3 separate regions of the Mus musculus genome follow, and all the other regions are linked to region 3. The links are chromatin loops, found by intact Hi-C in ENCODE. Cell type or tissue: heart. All regions are shown on one strand. Each heading gives the region's core, and the rest is flanking DNA. Links, peaks and the distances in the headings are about the cores only.

Evidence for each region. Peaks named below come from ENCODE experiments on the same cell type or tissue, not always from the same donor. Only the 100,000 strongest peaks of a DNase experiment are listed, where the experiment ranks them.
Region 1: a loop joins it to region 3, with 10 times the contacts of the local background. A loop is called at or near these places in 17 of 42 quality-filtered maps.
Region 2: a loop joins it to region 3, with 4 times the contacts of the local background. A loop is called at or near these places in 14 of 42 quality-filtered maps.

Annotation. Positions count from the first base shown.
Region 1 is chr2:127,459,386-127,466,136 of GRCm38, forward strand. It overlaps Kcnip3 (Kv channel interacting protein 3, calsenilin), which reads right to left. Exons shown (of 9, transcript NM_019789.4): 3 at 6,469-6,593; 4 at 5,964-6,033; 5 at 5,663-5,733; 6 at 1,048-1,155; 7 at 598-702; 8 at 1-7. Among named protein-coding and RNA genes, the nearest start is that of Fahd2a, 18 kb to the left of the region's middle. In heart, for the core only: a CTCF peak has its summit at 3,085 (motif pointing right); a DNase peak (open chromatin) is centred at 3,126; H3K27ac peaks cover 2,022 bases; H3K27me3 peaks cover 487 bases.
Region 2 is chr2:127,359,195-127,365,945 of GRCm38, forward strand. It overlaps Adra2b (adrenergic receptor, alpha 2b), which reads left to right and starts at 3,985. Exons shown (of 1, transcript NM_009633.4): 1 at 3,985-6,751. The coding sequence starts at 4,386. The coding sequence ends at 5,732. In heart, for the core only: a CTCF peak has its summit at 3,437 (motif pointing right); DNase peaks (open chromatin) are centred at 3,437 and 4,037; H3K4me3 peaks cover 2,667 bases; H3K27ac peaks cover 2,557 bases; H3K27me3 peaks cover 4,709 bases.
Region 3 is chr2:127,556,023-127,562,773 of GRCm38, forward strand. No RefSeq gene overlaps it. Among named protein-coding and RNA genes, the nearest start is that of Prom2, 18 kb to the left of the region's middle. In heart, for the core only: a CTCF peak has its summit at 3,491 (motif pointing left); a DNase peak (open chromatin) is centred at 3,509; H3K4me3 peaks cover 378 bases; H3K27me3 peaks cover 2,691 bases.

The DNA.
Region 1 (6,751 bases), core at 1,058-6,057, 96 kb before region 3:
CCATTTTCTGCAACCCAAACCATAGCCAAGGTGAGCCTTCCCCTTAGGACCTTCCCCTGCTCCAGCCTGAAGATGCTGTGGGGTGGAGGTGGGGCGTTCCTCCAGTTCAGCTGGTCCCTCTATTTCCCACCCTTCCCTGCCAACCTTGCCCTTGGCATCTCCTCAGCTGGCCTTGCTTAGTGAGCTCCCTGCTGGCTTACCTCAGCTTAGCTTCCCAGCATTCTCTTTGACAGAAGCCAGAGCGTATGAGGGATGGAATGACAGGGTAAAATCTAAACCATTGGTTCCTTCAGCCCCTCCAGAATGGAGACAGCTTCAATACCAGGTAGGGTGGAAGGAGGGAGCTTGTTCCAAATATGTCCCAGAAGGCACAAAAACACTGGTCCCTTCCCTGGGCAAGTGCCAGCTGCCTCTGCATCTAGGCACTCAGGATGCTTTATTCCCAAAAAAGTTCACTGGGACAGGGCCTGGGTCTCCTCGAGGGGCTCTGACCATCAGCTAGGGCAGGAGGGAAGCCTAGTTGCATCTCCTCACTGGCACTGGTTGAAGACTCACTAGGGCTGTCCCCTCCCCTCAGCAAGGTCAGGGCTCACACACCTGAAAGAACCTCTCCACATGCTCCAGGGGTGCATCCTCCCGCAGGATGGGGTAGGTGTGGCGGCCCATCATGTCGTAGATGGACTTCATGATGGCCAGCATCTCCTAGGGAACAGAGAGCTGCATGAGTCTGCTTCCACCGCAGGGATGCCTGGGCCTTTGAGTGTTACCTCTAGGGGCCAAAGCTTTCTGCCAGGGCAGTGGTGAGTGAGTCTGAGGGGCCTAGAGAGAGTGAGCTGGGGCCTATCCAATGACTCCCAAGAGAAACTGGAAATGGATTTATGAACCTGCCTCCGAAACAAGAAGTTATGACTGTTTCAGATAAAAATGTTTGGGTCAAACCAACCACTTGTGAGGCTGTGTGGCAAGGCTGCAAGGCAGGGCTGAGAATCACCAGGTTAGTGGCTTCAGGAGAGAGAGGAGGGGCAGGCAGGCCTGCCAGCCCAGTACCTCCTTGGTGATGCAACCATCCTTGTTAATGTCATAGAGATTGAAGGCCCACTTGAGCTTCTCATGGACCGTCCCTCGAAGCAGGATGGAGAGCCCAACCACAAAGTCCTGCAGAGGAGAGGGAGAGTGAGGAGGGGCAGCCACAGCTGGGGTTCCCTTCCCAACCCACCATGTGACATGGGACTCCCACTGAGATTCATCCACACTCCTTCAAATGAAGTCCTCCTTCGTGGTGTGGTAGATGTGTCCGCTTAAGTGGTCAGCATGTGGGGTTGTGTACATTGCAATGTGTGTGTGTGCGTGTGTATGCACGTGTGTGTGTGTGCGCGCTCACACATGCTCGTGTGCATGTGTGCATGGTAGTCTATTCTGAGTCAAGCAAAGAGACTAAACTGTTAGTTTGACGTCCTGTGCTCATTTTGTACATTTCTGCTGTCTGGGATGGTCTTTCAATATACAGGGGTGTTCTATTTCAGTCTACTAAGCATCTACACGTCCAAGGTCCTTTGGCTGTACATGAATCCCAGCTGTTAATTAAAGCACCTGAAGGAAAGGTGCTTCCCCCACCTCCTGGAAGGTGTGAGAGGTAAGCCCTACCCCCACCCCCACCCTCAACCCTACCCCCACCCCCACCCCGGCTCGAGGATGCTCTTGGCTATTCTGAGAGGAAGGGGATGCCCTGTGGACTGCAGTTGGAGGCTGCAGAGGGACAGAGTAGATCCTCGAGGACTCAGTCCCTACTCCCAAGGAGCCGTACCACAAGAAGGAGGGACCACGAGAAACAGAAAAGCAATCTGGAAGGAACAGAACAGTCTAGAAGGGGAAAAACATAACAGAAACACAGACACCCCAGAGGTTAGACCCTAGCATGCCTTACAATAAAAATAGGATGCTGTTTAAAGAGAAGAGAGAGAAATAACCCAAAACCAGAGAGAACTGGTTGTTAGGGATCAAAAACAACAACCGCAAGAAAAAAAAAACGGTTTGGAGGAGCAAGGAACTGAAGAGAGACGGGGTGGGAAGGGGAGAGGTCGAGAGAGATACCTCCCAAGGGACAGTGCTGCCAGGACAGAAACTCCAGGCGGAACTAGAGAAAACGCAGCAAAGTGAGTCAGAGAAATAGAAAGAGTTCCCAGGCCCCACCCCCTCCCCGGGACTGCGAGATCAGCTCCAGCCGAGCCCATGGGCACAGGTCCTGGTGAGGCTGAGCAAAACTGGCTGCCAAGAGAGTGTTTCCAGAGATAAACACAAAGTCAACTGGGAAAACCAATCAATATCAATCATCCATCCATCCATCATCCATCCTTGTCAATAAGGTCCCCACACTCCTGATTAGAATCATCTGTTGACAAGCTGCCCTAGAGGGATGAGGCCTGAGAAACAGCTTCCCTGGAAGGTCTAGTCCATGTAACATACAGACGGGGGTGGGGGGTGGGGGTGAGGGTAAAGATGGCGTTACCCAGAGATACCCAGAGGCTCAAAAGTCCCTTCTCACATACGATTTCCAAGGTGCTGCTGGACTATGCACACTTGATAAGAGAGTCAGGAAGAAGGAGATAAAGGGATCCCCCAGTCTAGGGGACTTGACAGGAGGTCCAAGAGGGCCTGAGGGAGCTGGAACTCTCTCTCTGCGTCATATTACAATCCTGCAGTCAGTTGGCTAGAGGGGGATGGGAAAGGTGTGTTCCCCATGGAGGCTCGTGACATCACATCTAAACAGGATGGACCAGGAGAGTCATGGAAACGGTAAAAGGAGACTTGGCGCCTAAAACTTTGGTGTAGGGGTCACCGGATCTTCCCAAAGTCTGCCTCTGGTCTTGGAAATCATGAAAACATTTCAAAGGAAAAGCAAGGTGACATTTCTTACCCTCTTAAGCTTGAGGAATGATCACCAAAGTGTGGGTGTGGTTTACCCAAGCAGAGAAGATTCAAAGTCACCCCGAAAGCATGACCTCCACCCTGCCCATTCCACAGGCTTTCCCCGTGAGAGGCTGAGGGGTGCGGTGTCTACCTTGGGCTGGCTCTTTCTCAAGTAGACCACAAGAGGGCGGTAGCACCCTCCTAGTGTCACAGGAGGATTTAGCCACACAGCCTGCAGCTAACAGAGGACTGACTGTCCCTGCGAGGCCTCTGGAGGACCTCATTTGTCAAGGGAAGCAGCACAATTTCACGTGTGACCATCACTAGTCTTAACTTCGGGCACCCAGGCTTCAAAGGCAAAATCCCAAAGGATGAACGCAATGAAGCTGCCAAGGGTGACTGATGGGCTGCAGGCCAACCTGTGATAGCAGTGTTAACACCAACGGTAGGGAGGCCAACTCGGTCAGTGTCACAGAAGCCACCATAGGCTTAGGGTTCGGCATACAGTACAAGGAAGTGGCCACACCTCTAGACATTCTATGGCTTCACTCTCCCAATGAGCAGCTTGTCCAGTGCTACTTCCAAGCTGGGAACCCGGGAGGCATCCACAGTTACTGAAGTGTTTGGGAAGCAATGTGCCTCTCTCATAAGTTGCACTAGCTGAATTAGAAAGGGACTTTGTGTCATGGACCGGGAGGCTCATCCACGTCCAGCACTGCCTGCGGGAGGGACCTGGGACCACATCCACTTGGCTCTACCGGGGTTCGACAGTTTTTTGTTTTGTTTTGTTTTGGTTTGGTTGGTTTTGGTTTTTTTCAAGACAGGGTTTCTCTGTATAGCCCTGGCTGTCCTAGAACTCACTTTGTAGACCAGGTTGGCCTCAAACTCAGAAATCTGCCTGCCTCTGCCTCCAAAGTGCAGGGATTAAAAGTGTGTACCACCACCGCCCGGCAGGGGTTCGACAGTTTTAATGTTGCCATCCTCATTTTGTCAAGGGATGGGATGTTGTGATTTTTTTTTCCTGTAAGGTTCTAAGGCATGATGCTGAGTTGTGCCCTTCCCTTCCTGCAGCAAACTTCTTAGAGGAGAACGTCACAGCCAGAAAGTTCCTCAGGAGACTGGGATGTGTTTCGCACACAGAGGAGCGTGTGGAAGACTGGAAGATAGCAGTACTGGGTGACCTAGAAGGTGCCAGAGGCTCCGCTTCAGCCACAAACATACCCTGCTTCCCAGACATATCACCTACCCCAAGATCCCCTCTGTGTCATATGGGAAGGGTCCACAGGCAAGTGACAGTCATAGGAGGCGGTAGGCACTATGCCCTTCCTGGTCCATGGACACATCAAGGAATCCTTGGAAACTGACTGAAGGGCTCACTGATGGCTAAGTAAAGCTCTCCCATGTAGTCATGGCTGGATTCCTCACTGGATTCCTGTCCATGCTTGCTCCAGAACTCTGTGTGGTCTCGGGGGGGGGGGGAACCCCAGGAACAGGTCACAGGGGAAGCCTGGGAGGCCACACAGCTCCCCACTAGCTCCCTGTTCTTATTGTCTTTTCTGTCTACAATAACTTTGGTGTTTGAGGCATTAATGAAAATAAGCAGCAACAACACCCAACACCGTGTGTATACAGAGGAGATGGCTCTTCTGGTTGGGGCGGGGGCTGTGGTCATAGAGCCAAGCCCGGGCTCCCGGGCCCATCCAGTGTATCAGTGTGGCTGGAGCTGTGTAAAAATAACCCAGCGGCATTATTGACGAGTTATTATTACCCCAGCCTGGCGGTCCATGGCATTTCTGAGCTGTGTGCTTGCTAGACCGCTTTCCCGCTGGCCGCCCTTGGCCTTGGAAGCCAAGCTGGGGCACTTATCGATCAGGCTAGCTCTCAGTGAGGTCTCTCTCTGAAGAGGTTTCAGCTTTTCTCCTGCAGCTATTTTTAGGGGCCCGGGCTCCACAGATGGAGCCCTTCTCAAATGACTGCATGTGGCCAGGCCTGGGAGGAACCCATGATAACCACTGCTTGTGGGGAGCCCAGGCAGTCTGGAGTGATGTGAAGTGGCTGGCTTCTCCTTCCTCACCCTGAGCAACACTGGCCTTCACTCATGGTGTCTTGCTGGGATGGCAACTGCTTAGTAATAGGGTCATAGATCAAAGGTTTGAAACTCTGCTATTAAACCTTGATCCATTTGCGAGCCAAGCATGATAGCACATGGCTGTAATCCTAGCACTTGGGAGGCTAAGACAGGAGGATTATGAGTTTGAGGCCAGTCTGGATTATATAGAGAGACCTGGTCTCAAAAATCAAAGATAAAGGCTGATGACACATTAAAGGCACTTGTCACCATGCCCAACAGCCTGAGTTCAACCCTGGACCCACGTGGTAGAAAAGAATTGGCTTCTGCAAGCTGTCCTCGGACCTCCACGCACTTGCTATGGCATGTACCCCTCCCCAAATTCATAATAAACACTTTTTTTAATCCTTGGCCTCCTTAAAAATGTATATTCATGTTGGCAGCTTCCCCGGCTGGCTAGGTTGGATACAAACTCCCAGAATGGAAGAGATAGCTGAGACTGGGCCGTTGGTCCCCTACCCTTGCTAGCCAAGTGTCAACAGTGCACTTGTGTCCTGAGTGACACGTGGAAGGCTTTACCCCAGGACTGAGCCTGACTCTCTCAACAGCCCTAAGAAGTTGATCCTGGGGTGAGGAGACCAGTCTGGAGACCACAGGGGCAGGACATATGGGTCAGCAGGGACCTACCTCAAAGTGGATGGCCCCGTTCCCATCAGCATCGAAGGCATTGAAGAGGAAGTGTGCATAGGTGGTGGCATCTGGGGGGAGAAAAGGCAAGGCTGGAGTTGGGAGGGCTGCCTGGAAGACTGTTCCAAAATCTCACAGTCCCACCTGGAGCTTTGTGCTTAGTGGGAGTTCCTCTCTGGTAGGTCAGAGGCAACATCAGACCCTCCAAAAAGGAAGGTAGGAACGGTCATAGGGCACTCTCCACAGAAGAGGGGTGTAGTCAGGGCTTGGGGCTGGTGGGGGAGCCTGGCCTTGGACTTACCTCCCTGAGGGAAGAACTGGGAATAAATGAGTTTGAAGGTGTCTTCATCCACCAGGCCTGTGGGACACTCCTGCAGGGGGAAGTCATACCTCTCAGTGGCCTTGGCCACTCCTGGCTCCATGCCTCACCCCACAGGGCTGACCCCTCTCCACTCTCTTGAGGAATACTCACTACCTGAGGTACAGTTGTGAGCCCCAGGCTAGGGAAACTTTTTGTGGGGCAGGCAGAAGGCAGTGTAGACAGGGTTGTGGAGGCTGCCTGCTACATGCCAATGCTGTCCCAACTGATACAGCATCCATGGCTCCGACAGAAGAGCAGAGTGTCCTTCACAATATCCATACTGATGCCCTACCCCCCACCCCCAATAGCTCTCCCACAAATATGAGCCCTGCAAAGACCCTCTATGGTATTTACTGTACTCTGGAGAAATTTCTAGATCTCCTGGGTAGGAGACAGGAAGGTGATCAGTCTTTCCATGGACTCCAATGGGGACATGGGGACTCACATTCTTGAAGCCTCGGTAAAGGGACTGCAGCTCCTTCTTGGTGAACTTGGTCTGAGCTTGTAGCTGGTCCAAGCCCTCTGGCTGATGGCGCACCGTGGATAACTCCAGTTCACTGTCACTGCTGTCTGAGGAGGACACACCCAGCAGGGAGAGAGACATGTGGTGTGGGCAAGAACCAGGACACGGGCAGAGAGAAAGGGCACAGGGACTCTGCTTGTGTGACTGACTACCCAGTACAGCCAAGCCGGCTGTGCACGGCCCAGATGAAGAGGCTGTGATGGAA
Region 2 (6,751 bases), core at 1,038-6,037, 200 kb before region 3:
AAAACAAAACAAAAAACACCAAAACCAAAAAACCACCACCACAACCACCAAACAAATACATTGTATAAATTCCATGGGAAATAGATTAGAAGCAGAGACTTGGCCATGGTCATGAAAGTGAGAGTGAAGGGCATTGTAGAGTTGACAAAATCTTGGGCATATTTTGGGGTTTGAGGCATAACTTGGGGAAAGCCAGGTGAACAGCAACCTTGAAAACTGAACCTGGGAAGAGATAGGAATGGAGGACATGGAAATGTTAGGTCTGAGTCAGCTGTAAGAGATCACATGGGTGGGTCAATAAAGGGGTAAGCACAAAGGCTCTGGGGCTCAGGACAGCAGAAATGCCCTAGCATTGGAGGGGGCGGGGTGCCATCATTGGGTGGAAACTCCCGCAGAATTTAGATGCAGGAAAGGAGGGCTCTAGGAGCAGTCAGTGCGTCGTGTGTTCTAGATCTCAATGCCATCAGTCCTTTTTGCAGCCCTTCACTATGGTGGCTCACCTGTGTGTGCTAGATGTCAGTAGCAGCCTCACCGTGCTGTGACTGTCAAAGGTGTCTCAAGGCACTGCCTTGTGGGCTGAGTATGGCCACATTCACTGAGATCCTCTGAGTTAGACTTTGACAGAACAGGATGCTGAGGAGGAATGGCACCTTAAAGTACTGCCAACTTAGGAAGTGGTCCACACTCCTGGCTCACTGAGAAAGAGGACACAGACAGGGACCTGGTTCTCGGTGACTTATGGCTCTGGAAGGGCAGACTGCAGATGCATTCCTAACCCCAAGGGGATCAAGGAGAGTGTGTAGGGGACCAGGGGACTGAATGTAGCCTAAGGGTAGTGGGGGCAGTGTCTGTGCATGGGAGTAGGTGGAGGAATGGAGATGAGGAAGGTTGACCACATAGAGCAGTGGTTCTCAACCTATGGGTTGTAACTCCTTTGCTGGGGTAGGGGTGAGGTTGAACAACTTCATAGGAATGATATATCACATATCCTGCATATCAGATATTTACATTATGATTCCTAACAGTAGCAGAATTACAGTTATATAAAGTAGCAATGAAAATTTTATTGTTGTGGGTCACCACAACCCGAGGAACTGTATTAAAGTGTATTAAAGGGTGGAAGCATTAGGAAGGTTGAGAACCATGACGTAGTGTTCTAGACGTAAGGGTCCCTTGGAAAGGAGACTAAGTAGCTCAACAAGAGGATGGGATCAGTCCCAGAGGGATCTTGAGGTCAGGGAGAGCAGCTCTAGAAGCTGCTTGGTTCCCACCAGGAGACTCAGTGCCCCTCTCTCAGCTCTTAGATGTCACACATCTCCTTAGATTCCATGCTAGCTTGCCCTTCTTTAGAAAAAGATGATGTCACCTATATGCAAAATCACCTTGCCCCTATTCCCAGTCTTTCCAGAGATGGCACTCTGGGACAGTGTGGGCACAATGGCTCTGAGCACAGTGAGTCTGCCATTCACTGATAAGCGTCTACCATCCTTCACCCACCAACAACCATGGCAGTTCTCAGCAATAAAGAGGAGGTGTCCTGATGGAGGTGGGGATGTAATTCAACAAGTCCTTGGACCACACCCGAGTGTCAAAGGGCATATGGAGTTTGGAGCGTGAGCTGAGCCCACTGAGACTGAGAGTGTCTGGCTGAACAAACCCTGGGAAGGACTAATGATACACAGACTGGGACACTCCTGGGTTCTGGGACAGCTCCTGCTGCCCTCCTAGCTGCAGGATAGGAGAGCACCTCTCTTAAGTTGTGGTCATCTTGGGCTGACACCCGACTTGGTGAGTCCTGACACTTGGTAGATGTAGAGTTGCCCCTTCAGGGAAGAACAAGGTGAATGTTCGTCAGTGGGGCTTGGAGTAAGGTGGGATTAGGGGCAACCTTGGCTGCTCTTCCTGCAGGATCCTGGAGACCTGGCCCTTTAAGGAGAATGGGCCATAAAATATCCCATCTGACGTTGATCATCTGTGAAGTCTTCTCTCAGTTTGAGTGTGGCTGGAGGTTGCTTGGGACAAGTAGGGACTTGCCTCAGTGGCTACTTCTCAAGCTCCCACGACCACCCTCAGCCCTTTCTCAGTAAATGGGGCTACGAGGACTTCTTCATCACCTGTGGCTGTGGACTCAAGCCCTGTCCAACGTGATGGTCTGTAAGACCTGTCTCAAGACTACAGCCTCAAAGGGGCAGGTGAATGGCTGTCCTTTTCAAGCCTGGTCTACATGGCACCACCCTCTCTGGTTGTGACAGTCCCACCTAACTAGAGAGCTAGCTGCAGCTCGGCCTGAGGTGGGGAGGCATTGCTCAAAGTGTCCCCATGTGGCTAGGCATGGTGATCTGGAGACTGAGTTGAGGAAAGACTGGTCTGTGGGGACCCAACGGTCACATTTGAGATCTCACAGTGGTGGCCATGACAAGTCCAGTAGACTCACTGACTTGAGGTGAGATTTGGGAGTGGACTCCATCTTTAGGGATTCATATATATATATTTATGTAGTGCCCTTCAGAATTAGGAGCTGTAAATACAAGGCCTGGTTCTTTTCACACAAGCTGTGGAGAAACCTCCTTGAGGCTGGGGGTGGAGCAGGGCCCAGTTCAAAGTTTTTTTTTTTAAAGATTTATTATTTTTTTGTGTATGATTGTTTTTTTCTGCGTGTATTTATGTTTCACCTGTGCGCTTGGTGCCTGTGGCGTCAAGTGAGGTCATCAGATATCCTGGAACTAGAATTACATTCTGTTGTGAGCTGATGGAAAGGGGTTTGAAACTGAAATCGGGTCCTCTGCAAGAGCAAGCGCTCAGCACTCAAACTTGTTCTCCCACTGGATAGGCTGCATGAACATCTGGGGCGGCCAAGGCCGGCTCCTTTCTACACCTGAGCCACCCACATTGACTTTTTCTGAGCTATGGAGAGATCTCCTCACACCGCTCTGGAGGAGGGACCTCCTTTTCCGTTGGTCAAGAGGCTCCTCTCCAAACCTGCGCTTTGAGTCAAGCTGTTTCCCTCTTTAAGATTTGTTTTAAAGTATGGGTCTCTGTGTGGCTATGTTCAGGGGAGTGTAGGTGGAGGCCAGAGGCATACCATCCCTGAAACGGGAGTTACAGTTTTGAGCTACCTGTTGTGGCTGCTGGGAACCGAACACAGGTTCTCTACAAGAGGCACTCTTAACCACGGATCCATCTCTCCAGTTTTCCCTTCCTACTTTAACTTTTTTTTTGCCTTTAATGGAGAAAAAGGAAGCAGCAATAGGGTGGTTGAAGTCCACTAGTCGCTTCTCACCAAGGAGTAGTTAGTGTGTGTGTGTGTGTGTGTGTGTGTGTGTGTGTGTGTGTGTGTGTGTGTGTGTGTGTGTGTGTGTGTCTGGGACCTGCGAGGACATCGGCCCCTAGCCTCTTGCACTCAGATGGCAGCAGAGGGCGCTCGCAGCACAGAGACTCACTCATTGCACCTCGCAAGTCTGACCTAGACCTAGTGGTGTTTGGGTGGGGAAGCGTTAGGAAAGGGGATTTGGAACTCTCTCCCCACTTTGGTCCGGCCCCTAAGGTTCTCGGTTGCTGGGATGCTGGATGGAGGTGTGGCTTATTATGCTTAAGAGCTCAACACTCTCCTACACGCTTTTCTGTCGGGCTGCTGCAAGCGACAAAAGCAGTCTATCGATCTGGGTGCTCTGTCCTAGACTCGCAGACAGAAGGCAAGTGGACCCTTGGGACAGACCAGCTCCGGGTCTCAGCACGCACCGATTCTCTTCGGTACATACTCTTCCCAGAACGCCGACGACCCCAGACTCCCTGCTCTCTAGACTCGGCCGCGCAGCGGCGGGAAGGAGAAAGATGTTGGGGCCCGGGGCGAGTAAAAGATGTGCGTCGCAGGTCCATGTCCCGCAAAGCGCACCTTCCACCCACCCTGGTCGGATCGCCCGCCCCGCCTCCTTCCCTCCTCCAGCTCCCGCCCCCAATCTCCTCCCTCCTCCCGCGGTGCTGGCTCTCCTCCTCACGCCCCTGCGCGGAGGGCTGACTGCAGGCGCGGCTCCGGGAGAGAGCGCCTTTACCGAGAGCAGGGTGCGCTTCCCCAGTCGGTTCTGTGAGTCCTGCAGCTGTGCCGCACGACGGCGCGACTTTCCTCTGGTCCCGGGACGGCAGTGAGACAACTTGGAAAACTTCTCTGGGGCGGACTGCAGGGACGCCGGGCACCAGTGGCAGAGAACGTAAGAGAGCGATAGATGGTCCTGGGTGTCCCCGGACCTCCGGCCAGGCTACGGTGCTCCAGAGCCATCTGCACCGCCTGGGGGGACGGCCCCCAACAGTAGCGGAGCTAGGGTGGCGCTTTCTCCTGCGTACTGTGAGTTTGGCCAGCATCTTTCTCTCTGGACATGTCCGGCCCCGCCATGGTCCACCAGGAGCCCTACTCGGTGCAGGCCACCGCCGCCATCGCGTCGGCCATCACCTTTCTCATCCTCTTCACCATTTTCGGCAATGCGCTGGTAATTCTGGCTGTGTTGACCAGCCGCTCTCTCCGTGCACCACAAAACCTCTTCCTGGTGTCACTGGCAGCAGCCGACATCCTAGTGGCTACTCTTATCATCCCTTTCTCTCTGGCCAACGAGCTGCTGGGCTATTGGTACTTCTGGCGTGCGTGGTGCGAGGTCTACCTGGCGCTAGACGTGCTCTTCTGTACCTCCTCCATCGTGCACCTGTGTGCCATCAGTCTGGACAGATACTGGGCAGTGAGCCGAGCATTGGAGTACAACTCCAAGCGCACTCCACGCCGCATCAAATGCATCATCCTCACCGTGTGGCTCATTGCAGCCGTCATTTCTCTACCGCCCCTCATCTACAAGGGCGACCAGCGCCCAGAGCCCCACGGGCTCCCCCAGTGTGAGCTCAACCAAGAAGCCTGGTACATCTTGGCTTCCAGCATCGGATCTTTTTTTGCTCCCTGCCTCATCATGATTCTCGTCTACCTGCGAATCTATGTAATTGCCAAACGCAGCCACTGCAGAGGTCTCGGAGCTAAGAGGGGCTCTGGGGAGGGTGAGTCCAAGAAGCCCCATCCGGCCGCCGGGGGAGTTCCAGCCTCGGCTAAAGTGCCCACCCTGGTCTCTCCTCTATCTTCTGTCGGAGAGGCTAATGGACACCCCAAGCCTCCAAGGGAGAAGGAGGAGGGGGAGACCCCTGAAGATCCCGAAGCCAGGGCTTTGCCACCCAATTGGTCTGCCCTGCCCAGATCAGTCCAGGACCAGAAGAAGGGGACTAGTGGGGCAACTGCAGAGAAGGGAGCTGAAGAGGATGAAGAGGAGGTGGAAGAATGTGAACCCCAAACACTGCCAGCTTCTCCTGCCTCAGTATTCAACCCACCCTTGCAGCAGCCTCAGACTTCCCGGGTGCTGGCCACGCTACGTGGCCAGGTGCTTCTGAGCAAGAATGTGGGTGTGGCCAGTGGGCAGTGGTGGCGCCGTCGGACACAGCTGAGCCGAGAGAAGAGGTTCACCTTTGTGCTGGCGGTGGTCATTGGTGTTTTTGTGGTCTGTTGGTTTCCTTTCTTCTTCAGCTACAGCCTGGGGGCCATCTGCCCACAGCACTGCAAGGTACCCCATGGCCTCTTCCAGTTCTTCTTCTGGATTGGCTACTGCAACAGCTCTTTGAATCCTGTCATCTACACCATCTTCAACCAGGACTTCCGCCGTGCCTTTCGAAGGATCCTTTGCCGGCAGTGGACCCAGACTGGCTGGTGAGCCTGCCTGCTCCGGGCCAGTGCCAGGCAGGGTTAGTGCCAGGACCACCCGGTGGTAGTCTGCCACCTCCGCAGTCTATGTGACCATTTCCCTGGGGCCCATTTGCAGACCTCATCCTCAGACACCCCTGAAGGGGAAAGGACAAATGTGCTGTTCCCAGGGGCTCATTTGAAACCTTCCCTTGCTGACTGTACTGTGGGATACCTCTTCCCTGCTCTCTCTTCAGGAAGGGTAGCTTGGACCTTCTCGAACGTGGCCAAGGCTGATTAGAATACCTCCCTCCCAGCCACCTGTAAGCCAACAGGCAGGCTTCCCTTTCCTGGAGACCCCCTGTGCCTTGGCAGGCCACTTGTGGTGGTTTTCTTTCTTTCTCATCATATTCTTCTCTTCTCTTTTATTGTTCATTTCATTTCTTTTTTTTTTTTTTTTTTTTTTTTGAGACAGGGTCTCATGTAGCCCAGACCAGTCTCAGACTTGCTATGCAGCCTGAGGCTGATCTTAAGATTCTGCTTACCTCTCCAGCATGAGAAGTAACAATGCTCACCACCATACCTGGTTTACCTGATGCTGGGGAATGAAGTCGGGGCTTCAAGCATGCTAGGGAAACATCCAACCAACCGAGTTATATCCCCAGCCTTGATCTTCCTCATGCCTTTCAAAGAGCCGGAAGCCCATCTTCTACATTTCCCAGGAGGACCTGATGCTGAGAAAGAGGACAAAAGGAAGAGGATTCAGCCGTGCTGAGCACCTGTGGTTCTCCTTGGCTGTTGCGGTGGCTGGTTATGGTCTAGTGCTGGTTGCTGGGTTTTTTGTTTGTTTTGTTTTGTTTTGTTTTTAAGCTTTGTAGCGTCTTTAAGGCTAGAAGCATGGGTTGTTTTCTCACTCAGCATCCCTCTGGGAGGCAAGTGGGCACGTGGATGCCTCAGTGGAATGGTCTGGAATCCTGGCCTCGACCTCACTAAGGTCCTGATCACTGGCATTCAACCTCGCAGAGAGCAGGGTGACAATTGCCTGCCGCC
Region 3 (6,751 bases), core at 779-5,778:
TGAATTCTGCGCATCCTCCTTTAGCCATACTCTTCCTGCCCCACTAACTTAGTCTCTTTTCCACAACCTGCTTCACACTGTTCAATGTTATATCATACAAAACATGTTCTTGTAAAAAATATTTATAGCTGGGTGGTGGTGGTACATGCCCTTTAATCCCAGCATCTGGGAGGCAGAGGCAAGAGAATCTCTGTGAGTTCAAGGCCAGCCTGGTCTACAGAGATAGTTCCAAGACTGCAAGGGCTACACAGAGAAACCCTATCCTGAAAAGTCAAAAAAAAAAAAAAGTGTATGTGCCTGAGTGTATGTGTATGAGTGTGCACCACATGCATGGGGTAGTCTGCAGAAGTCACAAGAGGGCGTCAGACCCTCTGGAACTGGAGTTACAGGCAGTTGTGAGCCCCTCTCTTTGCTACTACTATACAGGTGCTGGGAACTGAACCCAGGTCCTCTGCAGGAGCAGTAAGTAAGAGCTCCTCACTGCTGAGTCCCACATACCAACTTTGTTGGCTCTTCATTTCCTTTTAAAGGCTCTGGTGTCATGAAGCAACTTATATCACATCTGCAGGCTTCCTTACTATTCACTTGTCTCTGTCAATCTACCTCTAGAGCTGGGACAGCAGTGGAGAAACCTGTTCCTTCCTCTCATCTGCCAGCATCAGCCACGACCCTGACCCAAGAGCATATAAATCTGGCTGAGTAAGGCCTGGAGCTAAGTAGTTCTTGAAGCATCCCTAGACTCTGGACTCTTGGTGGAAGGCATTCTAGGTTTCTCCGCAGGCTGGCAAACCTCCCAGTCTGTCACCAGTAGCAGCCACACTGAGGCTGTCCCTGTCCCCAGTACACCCCAGTCTTTCACGCCTCTTCCCCTCTGCAAGTGCATGCTGTCCCCTGACCCAAATGCCCTCCCATAGTTTTCTACAAGATAAAGTGAGTATGTGTGTTTATGTGTGTGTAAGAGTATATGTGTATGAGAGAGTATGTGTATGCGTGTGTGAAGGAGTGTGTATGTGTGTGTGTGTGTGCGCACACACACGTGTGCGCATGTATGTTTACAAAGCTAAACCAAAGAGCTATAATTTGGAGTCTTTTAACAACCCCTGGACAAAGTGAGGGTGGCAGGGGTAAAGCCAAAAATGTGACTGGAGTCACCCCTTGGGAAAGGGCGTCTTTCAAAGACAATTAGTCTGTCAGGGAACAGGACTTCCCACATAATAAGGCAAGCAAGGATTAGAGAACTAAAAATAAGTCCAGGTTCATTTTGCCAAGAATCAGCAGGCCATTCCACGCGCACACCTTCCTTTAATCATGATGCAGCCACTCCCGGCTGAAAGCACGGGAGGACAGGGGAAGCTTCCGAAGCTCTGATCCCTTAAATACAAAGGATGAGCAACCCACAGCAGGGCTGTTCACAGGATCAGGGTTTGAAGCTGTGCTAAGAACGCACGTGGGAGAATCACGTTCTGCTTTTAGGGTTTGCTTGATTTTTTTTCATTTCAAGATTATAATATAATAACATCATCTCTCTCTTCCCTTTCCTTCTTCTAAAACCTCCTTGCCATCTTTCCAATTCATGGCCTCTCTTTTTCATTAATTGTTATTGCATGCACATATGTATACACACATATATTCCTAAATATAACCTGCTCGGTCGGTATAATGCTACTTGTATGCATGTGTTCAGGGCTGACTTGGTACTGGATAACCGACCGGCATGCTCTTCCTTGGGGAAGACTCTCCCAAGCTCAGTGTTCCTTAGTTGCCTGTAACTCTTTGTGCAGGACCGAGGCCTCTCGGTCTACCCCCCAGTCTCTTTGGCCTGTCTATTGGTGTCCTTCTTCAGCTCACGTGGAGGCAGTCTTGTTGATGAGTTTGAAAGGGTCTTGTGTTGCTCTGGCTGTCCTGGGTAGCACTAAGACAGAGGGGTGTGGAACTGGAGCCTTCTCCAGAGGTTTTAGGAATGGACCCCACAACACTGTGAGGGCAGTTATGTATCACTTGTTTTCCCAGCAGGTAAGCCAGGAGCACCTCAGCCTGGAGCATCTCAGATTTTTCTGTCCTGGCTGCGCCCCTGTCAGTCACGACCAAGCTGTCCTGACACTGGCACTGGACACAGAGAGCCCCTACCTACCTGTTTCTTAGCCTCAAAATTGAGATATCAGTAGTCCCTACATCTTAAAGCTATCAGGTGTGTTCAGGGGACATGGTATGTTCTCAGCAAAGGCCAGCGATCACTTATGGAGACCAGAGCTCTTCAGTGCAGCTAGGAGGGGAACTATGGACCTGTGAGTTTGAGCAGGGAGACAAGCAGCTTTGTTTTAAATTGATTTACCCTTTCACAAGTTCTTTTAAAAAATGGTTGTAGTGTTTATATATTTGATGGGGGCATGCCATGTTACACACATGCAAGTAAAGGAAACTTAACAGGAGTTGATTCTCTCTTTCTATCATGTAAGCTCCTGGGATGGATGGAATTCACATGGTTAGACTTGGAGGCAAGGGCCTTTACCTGCTGAGCCAACTCACCAGTCCTGTCTTACAGTCCAAGTTGTCCTGATACTTGTGATACTCCTGCCTCTACCTCTTCAGGATATCCTACTGGTGTGAGCCACAAGTGACTGTCATAATCTTTCTCTCTCTTCACACACACACACACACACACCCCACACACTGTACTTTGATCATATTCCTCCCTCCATCCCTCCTCCTAACCTTTCTCCCTTCTCCCCAGCGGTACCCTCTTTCTTGCTCTGCTGTCCTTGAGCGTGCCCCACGGCTTTGAACTTGCATTGCATCCATGAATGGCTGGTGGGGGGCAGTTGCTTGAGGAAGGGCAACCTTATCAGCAACCACACCACTAAGGATATGCCTTCCCATCTCCTAGCAGCCATTAAGCACTTGAAGCTCCTCTGGGAGGTCGAGGACTTCATGAGCCTGTCCCCCATTCACAATGGAAGGCTGGTGGGCCAGTCTTGTGTGGGTGGCCATCACTGCTTTGGAGTCCGACTTGAACACATAGCTACTTAGCAAGTACTCCATCATTGAGATTCACAGCCAGACCATTTCTAGCATTTTTTAAAAAAATGAATCAGGGAACCACTATATTGCCCAGGTTGGCACTGGACTGTTTCTGTAGACCAGGCTGGCTGCAGAGGGGATCCCCCCTGATTTCCCAAACCCTTCCACAGGGCTCTGTGCTGCACGCGTGCCAACTGTCAGGAAGCTTGTGCCACCGCAGTGTCTGTGAACTCTGCTATTGTTCAGTCCTCCACAGGGCCCTAGGGTTCCTACATCAGAGCCACAGATGTGTTCTAGACAAACAGATAAGTCATTTCCTGCTGAGACTGCTGGATTCAGTAGGCAATCGGTGAATAACTCGGTCTACTTAAAAGTGACCGATGGTATCAATGACCCTGTGGAGCTGAGCAGCTGCAGAGGCAAAGATCTCCATGGAGCAGCCGCAGGAGTCCGACAGACTGGTCGACACTGCCACCCGGTGACAAGTCTGAGAACTACATAGAAGTTCTTACGCATAGGACTGGAGACCCCTGGAGCATCCTCGGAGCCAATCAGTGTGCAGGCAGCCCCAGGGAGCCAATCACTGTGTAGGCAGCCCCAATTACCCCAAATTAAACCAATCTTGGGCCGTTACTAGGTTATTGTTATTTTCATATTCTTGTTTTGAAACAGAGCTCCATTTTTAGCACAGGCTTGCCTTAAACTTGTAATCCTTTTTCTGCATCACGAGTGTGAAGATAACAGGCGCACACCGCCTTACCCGAGGCTTCTTAATTTCTCTTTGAAAGACCTTAGAAAGCTCGCTGTGCCTGTCACAGATATTCCTTCCCTAACAACCAAGGCCTTTCTACTTTCTGTTAATATCCATCACTTTGGCCTCCTTTCAAGGGTCCCCTGAAAGTCCTGTAGCATTCTTCTGGTGCCTTCCACTGAGCAGGATGTTTGTGAAATTCATTGTGTATCCACAGCCCATTCTTTTATTGTCGACTAATGGCCCACTGCATGAACACTCTAGTTTGTTTTCTTTTATACTAATGATGAACATTTGGGACGCTTCCAGCTTGGGCTGCTATTACGGTGAGCTAGTAACATACTTACAGAAATCTTTTTGTGAATGTGTTTTCACTCCTCTTGGGCACACACCCACAAGTTGGTGTGGTACTGAATTTGTGTTATTTGACTTGGCGGTAGATTCCTTTATCCATTAAGCCATTTCCCTGGTTTTTGTTCTTTATTTTGAAATTGCATGGTGGGTGATACTATAACAGTACAGACATTGTGGGTCTCACATTTTGAAATTTCAAGCACCATCTGAAAATATTAAATGAGAAGTGCCAGAAATAATCAATTCATATGTTTCCAGTTGTTTGATGATCTGAGTGGCATGATGAATTGTCATGGCTTCTGCTCCATCCTCCCCAGGGGAAGCCCGTGCTTCCCCTCTAGGTCCAATGTATCAATGCTGTATACACTACTTCTTCTCAGTCACTTAGCCATCACAGTTACTATGACTGACTCCCAGAGTAACACAGTGCTTGCATTTAGAGAACCCCTGTTTTTATCAATAATGGCCCAGGAGTACAAGACAAGTGATTCACATATAACAGAGAGGCTATGAGAATAAAGCACACACGATACAGAACTACGGGAGGTTTCATGCTCCACGGGGGACATCACAGAACACACCCTGATAGATAAATACAGCTGTATCTGAGAACAATGTTATGAGAATGTCTACTAGGCTTCTAAAGGTGAATAACAATGGAATGTTAAAAACAGAACACTCAGAGGCACTGTGGATGTAGCTCTATGGCCGAGTGACATATATATTGAGATTTTATATATATATATACATATATATGTGTGTGTGTGTGTGTGTGTCTGAGTATGGTTTTGCGCATGAGTTCAGTGCAGAGACCAGAAGAGGGCATCGCATCCCCAGAATTTGGAGTTACAGTTGATTGTGAACTATCCAAATGATGGCTGGGTGGTGTCCCCTGCAAAAGCAGCAAGGTCTTTTTTTTTTTTTTTTGGTTTTTCGAGACAGGGTTTCTCTGTATAGCCCTGGCTGTCCTAGAACTCACTTTGTAGACCAGGCTGACCTCAAACTCAGACACCTGCCTCTGCCTTCCAAGTGCTGGGATTAAAGGCGTGTGCCACCATGCCCGCCCAGCATGTTCTTTTAACCATGACCATCTCTCTAGCCCACTTGCAAGAAAGAAGGGGCACATGGAAGGGGGTGGAGGGACAGGACATGGGAAGAGTTGGAGGGAGGAAAGGGAAGAGTGATGTAGTTAGATTTTAATTTAAAACATTTAAAATGTAAATGCAGGGCTGGAGAGATGGCTCAACAATTGAGAGCACCGGCTACCCTTCTAGAAGACCAGGGTGTGACTCTCAGTACCCACGTGGCAGCTAACGACTGCAGCAGCTAATGTCTGTTCCACAGGATCTGACACCCTCTTCTGGCCTCCATAGGCACTGTACAAATGTGGTGCACAGACATACATACAGATCAAATATCCACATACCTAAAGTCAAAGTAAATCTCAACAAATGTTTAATGTGAATGTAAAGGAAGTTCAAGTGTGTTGATGTGTGAGTGTTGGTGTGCACGTGCCATGGTGTGCATGTGGACGTCAAAGGACAGCTTTTGGGAGCCCAGTCTCTCCTTCCACCTTGTCAAAGTGGGGTTCTTATATCTGCTGTTATATGGCTTAGTCCAGGTCAGCTGGCTCATGAACTTCTGGCGCATTCTCTCATCTCCACTTCCCAGTAGGAATGCAGGTGTGCACCCTCTTTTGACACAAAAACTAGCCGGCACAGTTAACTTTCAGAGTTGTGTCCAGAGTGACCCATTCCAGTTAGGCTCTGCCTTCCAGGCTATCCCCATCCCCTCAATCAATTTAACTGGGAATCCACCAATGAATTAGCCTGTCAGCATCCTCATGAGCTAATCACTTCCCCAAAGTCTGACCTCTGATCATTGCATTAAAGACCCAGTCTTCTAGACAGGAGCTTTTTGGGGGTACACTTGAGACTCTAATTATAGCAGGTAGAAATGCCAATTTGGGCTGAAAGAGACTACAAGAGGTGGGCAAATGAACACAATGTATGCCATTACTGACTGGAAACAGGATGGGGGACAGCAAGTGGTATTTTGGGGAAACCATGGATAAGCTAATGCTCTATGGCAGAGAGTATTACACTGGCATTCGATTTCTTGGGTTGAGTAAGGGTGATATGGTTAGACTGGCAGACTCAGTCAAATGTAAAGGAATAAGAAGCTCCATAGAAATTACTCCAAAATTAAAAATGGAGCTACCAGGTGATCTAGCAAGCCCACGCTCTGGCATTGCTATGGTTTGGGTAAGTATCTGCCATTAACTTTTCAAGCTTATTGAACACTAGATGGATAAATTTTATTGTATGTAAAGTAAATATTGGCAAAGTTAACTTTCCAAATACCCCAAAAATTAATTTGAAAGGCCTAATAAAGTTGATGAACCTCTGTAAATAGAACTGAGGGAAAGACTATAAAGAAGCAATCTCAAAAAGCACACAATTGTAAGCGAAACAGAGACTAAAAGGAAAAGAAAATTAATTCAATGACAAAAGAAAAAGTTTAAGAAAAACTTTTAAAAAATTAAGCAACAGAAATAGGACTAGTCCTTAAAGGTAATTAACAAATTTACAAACACACCAATTCCAATTTAGCAGGGAACATAGACAC